Regions from separate parts of the Homo sapiens genome. Here region 1 is linked to region 2. The links are chromatin loops, found by intact Hi-C in ENCODE. Cell type or tissue: CD4-positive, alpha-beta T cell. All regions are shown on one strand. Region 1 overlaps RTN4IP1 (reticulon 4 interacting protein 1). Region 2 has its middle 24 kb from the start of CD24.

Region 1 (5,000 bases), 390 kb after region 2:
ATCACAAATAGGCTTCTACTTCAGTGAGATTCGAATATATAGTGTGGCCATTACAGCAAGCTAGGTAAAAAGTATTCCCACTGTGTAGGACTTAAGTGAAGGGCCATTGGGAGGTCAGCAACAGCAGTTGCTTCCCTTTGCATTGAACGTGCTGTGAAGAATACAACAAGAATAATTAGTTGAGCCACAAGACTTCAGACTTTAGAAGACCGACCGGCTTATTGTTGGCTTGAAAATTTATTTTGCCGCCGGGTGCGGTGGCTCACACCTGTAATCCCAGCACTTTGGGAGGCTGAGGTGGGCGGATTGCCTGAGGTCAGGAGTTCGAGACCAGCCTGGCCAACATGGTGAAACCCCATCTCTACTAAATATACAAAAAAATTAGCCAGGTGTGGTGGTGGGCGCCTGTAGTCCCAGCTACTCAGGAGGCTGAGTCAGGAGAATCCCTTGAACACGGGAGGCGGAGGTTGCAGTGAGCTGAGATAGCACCATTGCACTCCAGCCTGGGCGACGGAGTGAGACTCCGTCTCAAAAAAAAAAAATTTATTTTGCCTACTCTCTTTTTGGGGACTTTGAAGAAAGATATGGTTGAAACCTGCACAAAATGTGGAGTTTACAGGACCAGAAAACGATGTGTCCTCAGGGCTCCTTTACAAGCTAACAGCGCTTCATTCATTGGACCTGCTCCTTGCTGCTTTTGCACTTGGGGTCGCCATCAGGTGGCAACACAAAGAATTGAAGCTGCTATTGCAGAACCACTCTTGCTAAGCCCTGCTGTGAAACACAGTTTTGCTTTTTTATTTGAGGGAATGAAGTTGCTTTGGATCAAGAGTTATAGGGAAGAGATGAACTGACAATAATGAGGTCGGAGATGTATTTGGCAGTTGGATCCTGAAGTAGCCATTATATTTAGTATCCAGCATTCACAGAGAGAGAATTAGAAATTATTTTCAAGCTTTTCTTTACTGGAAGAAACTTGAATGCAGTCTTTCAAGTAGCCAGGCGATCCCCTCACTTGAGGTAGTAGCAGTTGTTGCCTTGATTGTAGGACATAATGGTGATTGGATGATTTCTTTTTTTAGAGACAAGGTCTCACTCTGTCACCCAGGCTAGAGTACAGTGGCACAATCATTGCTCACTGCAGCCTCAAACTCCTGGGCTCAAGCCATCCTTCCACCTCAGCACCACCATACCTAGATAATTTATTTTTTATTTTTCGTAGAGATGTGATCTCATGATGTTGCCCAGGCTGATCTTCAACTCCTGGGCTCAAGCAATCCTCCCGCCTCAGCCTCCCAAAGTGCCGGATTACAGGCGTAAGCCACCATGTCTGGCCATGGATGATTTTGAAAGTCAAGAAACTTTGATCAGGCATCTGCTACATCCAGGGCACTGTGGCCAATGCAGGGCATAATATGAAGTCTCTGACCTTAAGAGCTTGCAGAATAAGTTGGGAAGTAGGATGTGTGGCATAGATAACAGGTTCCAGGCTATGTTAAGGGTATTGTAGAGGAAAACTGGGACTTGGTCCTTCAAGGGAAAGGAGACCTCAGCAGGTAATTATAGCATTCTAGAGCCTGGAGGAATGGACCAGTGTGTGTGCAATGTAGGGGGAAGAATTAGGGGAACAGAGTCTCAGAGGAAGAGTTCCATTCAGGAAATAGTGAGAGGAAAAGTTGGAGAGTGCAGGTAATATATTGTGAGGAACTTAAATGAGAATTTGACTAGCAACACTTCTATAAGAATGGACAAAAGTAAGAGGGTGAAATATTTCATGGGGGAATTAATTTTTGAATGTATTTTTGAAGCACTTTTCATACTTTTTTCCCTCATTTAGGAAGACTAAAGCTATGTTTGAATTGTCAGGGCAAAAGGTACTTTACCTCTGCCCTCTGAAGGTTCTATAACTGAGTCTGCTGAAATCAACTGATAATAGATTAATAGGAGAAAAGTTATACACATTATTTATTTCCTTTTAATGTTAGTTGATATGTAATGTACACATTTATGGGGCATAGTGTGATATTTCAATACATGGATACCATGTGTAATGATCAAATCAGAACAATCAGCATATCCTTCAAGTCAAACATTGATTATTTCTTTGTGTTGGGAACATTAAAAATCCTCTCTTTTAGTTTTTTGAAAGTATACAATAAATTATTATTAACTATATTCACCTTGTAGTGCTATAGAGTACTAGAACTTATTCTTCCTATCTAGCTGTAATTTTGTATTTGTTAACCAACCTCACCCTGTTCTTCCCTCCCTGCTACCCTTCCTGGCGACTGATAAACCACAGTTCTACTCACTGCTTCTGTGACTTCAACCTTGTCTAGCTCCCCCTTGAGTGAAAACGTGGTATTTATCTTCTTGTGCCTGACTTATTTCACTTAACATAATGTCCTCCAGGCTCATCCCTGTTGCCACAAATGACAGAATATCATTCTTTCTTTTTTATGGCTGAATAGTATTACCTTGTGTATACATACCACATTTTCTTTACCTGTTTATCTGTTAATGGACATTTAAGTTGATTCCATATCTTGGCTATTGCAAATAGTGTTGTATTAAACATGGGAGTGCAGATATCTCTTTGATATGACTGATTCTCCTTCCTCTGGATAAATACTCAGTAGTAGGATTGCTGGATCTTACGATAGTTTTACTTTTAGGGAAAACTTCATACCGTTTTCCATATTGGCTATACTAACTTATATTCCCACCAAAGGTGTATAAGAGTCCCCTTTTCTCTGCATCTTTTCCAATATTTATTTTTTTTTGTCTTTTTTCTATATGGAACACTTCACAAATTTGCATGTCATTCTTGCTCAGGGACCATGCTAATCTTTGTGTCATTCCAATTTTAGTATATGTGCTGCCTAAGTAAGCCCTGTTTTTTGTCTTTTTGGTAATAACCATTCTAACTAGGGTGAGAGATCTCATTGTGGTTTGAATTTGCATTTCCCTGATTATTAGTGATGTACAGCATATTTTGCCTATGCTTGATCATTTTTCTCTTTTTGAGAAATGTCTGTTCAGATCCTTTGCACGTTTTTAATTGGATTACTAGTTTTTTTGTTGTTGTTGAGTTTTTTGAGTTCCTTATATATTCTGGGTAGTAGTCCCTTGTTGGTTGTAGAGTTTGAATATACTTTCTCCCATTCTACAGGTTGTCTCTTCATTGGTTGTTTCATTTGCTGTACAGAGTTTTTTAGTTTGATATAGTCCTATTTATTAATGTTTTTGCTGCCTGTGCTTTTGAAGTCTTACCTATATCATTTTTGCCCGTATTCCCATATGCTTTCTTCTAATAGTTTTTTTTTGGGTCTTATGTTTAAGTCTTTAATTCATTTTGAGTTGGTTTTTATATATGGTGAGAGATGGGCATCTAGTTTCCATTTTTCTGCATATGGATATCCAATTTTCCCAGCACCATTTATTGAAGAAATTATCCTCTCACCAACATCAATTCTTGTTGCCTTTGTCATAAATCAGTTGGCTATAAATAGGTTGATTTATTTCTGGGTTCTTTATTCTGTTCCATTGGTCTATGTATCTGTTTTTATACCAGTACCATGTTGTTTTGGTTACTGTAGCTTTGTGGTATAGTTTGAAGTCAGGTAGGGTGATGCCTCCTGCTGTTTTATTTTTGTGCATATTGTTTTGGTTATTCAAGGTCTTTTGTGGTTCCATGCAAATTTTAGGATTTAAAAAATTTCTGTGAAGAATGTCATTGATATTTTGATAAGGCTTGAATTAAGTCTGTAGATTGCTTTGGGTGGTTTGTTCATTTTAACAACATTTATTTTTCCAATCCATGAGCATAGGATGTCCATTTTTTTGTGTTCTTTTCTATTTATTTATTTAATTTATATGTATGTTTTTGAGATAGGCTGGTCTTGAACTCCTGAGCTCAAGCGATCCTCCCCCACTTGGCATCCCAAAGTGCTGGGATTAGAGGTGTGAGCCACCGTGCCTAGCCCTCTTTGATTTCTTTTATCAGTGTTTCTAGTTTTCATTATATAAATCTTTCACCTCCTTGGTTAAATTTATTCCTAAGTGGTTTTTTTGTAGCTATTGTAAATGAAATTGATTTCTTTTTCAGCTAGTTCATTGTTGGTATATAGAAATGCCACTGATTTTTAAATTTTTATTTATATTTGTTTATTTAAAAAAATTTCTTTTTGGAGACAGAGTGTTGCTCTGTAACCCAGGCTGGAGGGCAGTGGCACGATCTTAGCTCACTGCAACCTCCGCCTTCCTGGGCTCAAGTGATCCTTCCACCTCAGCCTCCCAAATAGCTAGGACTACAAGCGTGTGCCACTGTGCCCAGCTAATTTTTGTATTTAGTAGAGATAGGTTTTGCTGTGTTGGCCAGGCTGGTCTTGAACTCCTGGACTCAAGCGATCTGCCTGCCTCAGCCTCCTGAAGTGTTGGGATTACAGGCGTGAGCCACTGCTCCTGGCTGCTACGGATTTTTGTATGTTGATTTTGTGCTACTTTAATGAGTTTGTTTATCAATTCTAAGAGGTTTTTGGTGGTCTTTTGTTTTTTCTATATGTAAGATCATGTCATCTGCAAAGAGGGACAATTTGACATCCTCTTTTCCAATTTGGATGCCTTTTATTTCTTTCTCTTGCTTAATTGCTCTGGCTAGTACTTCCAGTACTTTTTCCTGTAGATGTATCTATTGTGTTGTTTGAGTAGAGTGCTTTGGCTTTGTTCCTGGGTGAGCGCAGTAGTGTAGTCTCTGTATGATTTCTTTTTTTTTTTTTTTTTTTTTTTTTTTTGGGACAGAGTCTTGCTCTGTCGCCCAGGCTGGAGTGCAGTGGCGCGATCTCAGCTCACTGCAACCTCTGCCTCCCGGGTTCATGCTATTCTCCTGCCTCAGCCTCCCGAGTAGCTGGGACTACAGGCACCTGCCACCATGCCTGGCTAATTTTTTTGTATTTTTTTTAGTAGAGACAGGATTTCACCATGTTAGCCAGGATGGTCTC
Region 2 (5,000 bases):
TGCATAATTTAGACCAAATGCTTACTTTTTTTTTTTTTTTTTTTTTTTTGAGAGAGTCTTGCTCTGTCACCCAGGGTGGAGTACAGTGGCGCGATCTCGGCTCACTGAAACCTCCACCTCCTAGTGCAAGCAATTCTCCTGCCTCAGTTTCCCGAGTAGCTCGGACTACAGATGTCCACCACCACGCCCGGTTAATTTTTGTATTTTTAGTAGAGACGGGGTTTCACCATGTTGGCTAGAATGGTCTCAATTTCTTGACATCGTAATCTGCCCGCCTCACCCTCCCAAAGTGCTGGGATTACAGGTGTGAGCCACCGCGCCTGGCCGGGAGTTTCTTTATTCCATTTCAGCAGGGCCAGAGATGTCCATGAAGGCCTTGGTGTGTGATGGAACAGACAGTTGTCTAAGGGGTGCACAATGAATGCAAGTTCTTCCCATCTCCGAGTCAAGGGTTTTCTGGGAAACAGTAGGGGATAACAACTTTCATAAATTTATACAATTATATACACTGAATTTATACGATTATGTACGTATATAATTATGTACATATTTGATTGTGTACACTGAGAAGATTAAGCCAACTCTTTCAAACTCATGGAGTTTACTTCTTGAAATTGAAAGGCCTCAGAGATAAGCCTCAGAACCAAGTTCCCTCTCTTGACTTTTCCCAGCTTTTCTGTCTCTTTGTTTCTCTTTCTTTCCCAGGAACTCTCTCTGGAATTTCCTTATCTGACTAACAAAGCTTCTTTCCAAAATAAATGCAATTATTTTAAGACCCCTCTCTCTAGGAACCTCATCAGATAGCCAGGAATGATCAACTACCCGAGAATAGAAGAGACTGGGAGTCATCACCATACCCAGATAGACTTTCCATCTATTTTTATTTTATTATGTAAATTTTAAATTATTAGTAAAAAAAACCTTTTTTTTTGAGACAGAGTCTTGCTCTGTTGCCCAGGCTAGAGTGTGCGATCTTGGTTCACTGCAACTTCTGCCTCCTGGGTTCAAGCTATTCTCCTGCCTCAGCCTCCCAAGTAGCTGGGATTACAGGCACCTGCCACTGTGCCCGGCTCATTTTTGTATTTTTAGTAGAGATGGGGTTTCACCATCTTGGCCAGGCTGGTCTCGAGCTCCTGACCTTGTGATCCACCCGCCTTGGCCTCTCAAAGTGCTGGGATTACAGGCGTGAGCCACCGCTCCCGGCCAAAAAAAATTTTTTTTGAGACAGCAGCTCACTCTGTCAACCAGTGTGGAGTACAGTAGCGAGATTACAGCTCACTGCAGCCTCTACCTTCCAGGGTCAAGCAATCCTCCTAACTCAGCCTCCACCACTTCAGCCTCCAGAGTAGCTGGGACTACAGCTGTGTGCCTGGCTTTTGTGTTTGTGTGTATGTGTGTGTGTGTGTGTGTGTGTGTGTGTGTAGACACAGGGTTTTGTCATGTTGCCCCGGCTGGTCTCAAACTACTGGGCTGAAAGGGCCCTCCTACCTCAGCCTCCCAAAGTGCTGGGTTAAAGGTGTGAGCCACTGTACGCAGCCTTCAACTATTCTTCTTCTTTTTTTTTTTTTTTTGAGACGGAGTCTCCCTCTGTCACCCAGGTTGGAGTGCAGTGGCTTGATCTTGGCTCACTGCAACCTCCAATTCCCAGGTTCAAGTGATTATCCTGCCTCAGCCTCCCCAGTAGCTGGGATTACAGGCACTTGCATCCACACTGGCTAATGTTTGTATTTAGTAGAGACAGGGTTTCCCCATGTTGGCCAGGCTGGTCTCAAACTCCTGACCTCAGGTGATCTGTCCGCCTCGGCCTCTGAAAGTGCTGGGATTGCAGGGGTGAGCCACCGAACCAGGTGGAGCTTTTAACTATTCTTCTGACAGCAGCCCTGAGAGATTGCCTGGGAGACTTTATCTGCATAATAAGACAACATTGATGGTCTGGGCGGTGGCTCATGTGTGTGTGTAATCCCAGCACTTTGGGAGACTGAGGCAGGTGGATCACCTGAGGTCAGGAGTTTGAGACCAGCCTGACCAACATGGTGAAACCCCGTCTCTACTAAAAATACAAACATTAGCCGGGCGTTGTGGTGCGCACCTGTAGTCCTAGCTACTGGGGAGGCTGAGGCAGGAGAATTGCTTGAACCCGGGAGGTGGAGGTTGCAGTGAGCCAAGATCATGCCACTGCACTCCAGCCTGGGTGACAGAGTGAGACTCTGTCTCAAAAAAAAAAAAAAAAAAAAAGAACACTTGTTCACAGTAATAGTCCACCCCTCACCTTCCTGCCGCCTTCCCCAGTGCTCAAAGGAACTTTGTCCCCAGCCATCGTTCTTTGGCTCATTCATTTCCTTTGGAAATCATTTACTCCTACAACCCCTGTCTCCCTTTCCCCATGGAGAAGAATATAAGCAGCCGGGCCTCATCGGGTTACTGGGTAATCATAGTCTTGTGATTTTCTTCTATGCACATTAAGTAAATTTCGTATGCCTTTTTCTCCTGTGTATCTGCATTTCATCAGTTTATGCTCTGCAAACCTTCAGTGGGCAGAGAGAAAGCTTTCCCTCTGCCCCCAGTGTGGCAACAGGCCTGACTGGGGCAATGCTGCTGCCTTGCTTTTGACGCCCCCCACACACGACCGCGTCCCCCTTTCTGCTCTGTGGAACGCCTCCAGCCCCTGCTGAGGCTGGCTTGCCCATGGCAGAATGTCACCTCAGGTTGGGGGCCTTTCAAAATGCACCCCAGAGAGCTCTCCTGGGAGCCCACGTCTGGAACGTAGAGCTGAGTGTCTCTGGCTGACGTTGGAGGATGGGCAGGCTGCCCATGATGCAGCCCCTTTCCTGCTCTGGCACAGCCTTGACCTTTAAATTTCTCATTCTTTTTTCTTCTTCCACTAAACTCTAAGAGATAAGTGTTTGTCTCTCCCGTTATTCCCCTAAGAGCACCTCTCACTGGACTGGGGTGAGGAGAAAGCGCCTTTGCTCTGCAGTTCCTGCAGGGGGCGCTTGGCACCTCACTTTGGAACCTGAGAACTTGTTTTGTTGAAGGCCTTTGAGCTTCGGTTGAAATGGAGACAGAAAGGACTTCCATGTTCACATCCTGTTACACTCTCCAGCATAAATATGATCATTTTCATTTTACAGGAGGCTCAGAAAGGCAAGTCTGTGGTGGAAGTGGGTGAGCTGAAATCTGAGCTCAGGTCTGCTTGATCCTGTAGGTTACAGATGAGACAGAAATGATATGCCCTGTTGTACCCAGGGTGGCCACATCTGAGGCTCTAAGACAAATAAAAAATTACCACCATAGTGGAAAGATTAAATTCTCATGTACAACCAAATCAAAGTCTTCATATACAGTTAGAATAAAACACAAATTTCAGAAGAATGACCCACATACGTGTCGGTTTATTAGTGAGTGAAGATGTGTTTTAGAAACTGGTTATATAAATCAAAAAACTACCATCGAAGGGCTCTAAGATTAGCCAGGAGGCTTAATAGTATCCTAATTTAAGAGTTACTTGAAGATATTTTCTAAGATTGCTGTTTCTGTTGAGATATAAAATGGCTCTTAGCCTAGGATGTTAATAAATTCAAGATAAAGTGAGTAGGCGGAGTTAGAGTAAAAGGTGGCCTTCCTCTCATTGTGCTTGGATTCTGGTGGTTCCTGTGTAGAAATTCATTTGCTGAGGACTTATTATGTACTAGGCACTTTACTAGGTACTGGGGAAAGGAAGATGAACATGATGTGGTTCCTTTCTTTAAGGAGCTCAGCTGGTGAGGAAAAAGCTGCAATCCCTGTTACACGTACAATGACAGAGGAAAGCTTGGGGACTTGGGGGATGCAGGGGTGGACACTTCAGAAAGGCCCTAACCAAGGCTGAAGGGTAAGGGATGGCTTTCCAAGGAGATGACACTAATCTGGGTCCTGAGAAATGCATAGAAATCATCCAAGCAAAGAAAGACCTTGGCTTGCGTTCTTCCTTGTGTTGTGCTGGGCCCCCAAACAGGCAAACTGGGAAGGCACAGTCACCGAGAGACCGAAGAAAAGACCTGAAGACAGTGGGTAAGACATAGAGTTTAGGGCGGGCATGGTGGCTCACACCTGTAATCCCAGCACTTTGGGAGGCTGAGAGGGGCAGATCACCTGAGATCGGGAGTTTGAGACCAGCCTGATCAACATGGAGAAACCTGGTCTCTACTAAAAATACAATATGAGCTGGGCATGGTGGCGCACGCCTGTAATCCCAGCTACTCAGGGGGCTGAGGTAGGAGAATCACTTGAACCCAGGAGGCAGAGGTTGCAGTGAGCCAAGATTGTGCCATTGCACTGCAGCCTGGGCAACAATAGTGAAACTCCATCTCAAAAAAAAAAAAAAAAAAAAAGACAGAGTTTATTCAGGGGACTTATGTATGGAGTGTCCAAGAGTGGAAGGCTGGACAGGAGTTCCACTGCCTTTTGTGGAAAGCATGCAGGTTAGTAGGAACTCCCACACAGCAACCTCTACTTAGCAACCTCCACCTAGCTTAAAACAAAGGCCATTGATTTATTTTTTTTTCTTTTTTTGAGAAGGAGTCTTACTCTGTCTCACAGGCTGGAGCACAGTGGTGCCATCTTGGCTCACTGTAACCTCTGCCTCCTGGGTTCAAGCGATTCTCATGCCTCAGCCTCCCGAGTAGCATGGTGGGCACGTGCCACCATGCCCGGCTAATTTTTGTATGTTTTTTAGTAGAGATGGGGTTTCACCATGTTGGCAAGGCTGGTCTCGAACTCCTGACCTCAAGTGATCTGCCTGCCTTGGCCTCCCAAAGTGCTGGGATTACAGCCGTAAGCCACTGTGCCCAGCCTAGGCCACTGGCTTCTTGTATGACTTGTGTTCCAAGGAACGAGGCCAGGGTCCAGGTGTTCTTCATGCCCCCATCTGTGTCCCTGCTCTGAGCCTTCACACCTTCATAAGTACAGCGTAAACATCCAGGTTGGCCTCTCCCAGAGTCCATAGCTCAGAACAGTGAACA

The links. A loop is a pair of places that touch in the nucleus more often than their neighbours do. Peaks named below come from ENCODE experiments on the same cell type or tissue, not always from the same donor. Only the 100,000 strongest peaks of a DNase experiment are listed, where the experiment ranks them.
Region 1: it touches region 2 in a loop (4-fold over the local background); 10 of 110 quality-filtered maps call a loop at or near these places.

What each region holds. Positions count from the first base shown.
Region 1 is chr6:106,605,610-106,610,609 of GRCh38, reverse strand. All of the region lies in intron 4 of RTN4IP1 (reticulon 4 interacting protein 1), which reads left to right. It also overlaps the pseudogene RNU6-527P. Among named protein-coding and RNA genes, the nearest start is that of RTN4IP1, 21 kb to the left of the region's middle. In CD4-positive, alpha-beta T cell, CTCF peaks have their summits at 2,125 and 2,326; a DNase peak (open chromatin) is centred at 2,329.
Region 2 is chr6:106,995,792-107,000,791 of GRCh38, reverse strand. No RefSeq gene overlaps it. Among named protein-coding and RNA genes, the nearest start is that of CD24, 24 kb to the right of the region's middle. In CD4-positive, alpha-beta T cell, no CTCF peak of the experiment used is centred here; a DNase peak (open chromatin) is centred at 2,991; H3K27me3 peaks cover 190 bases.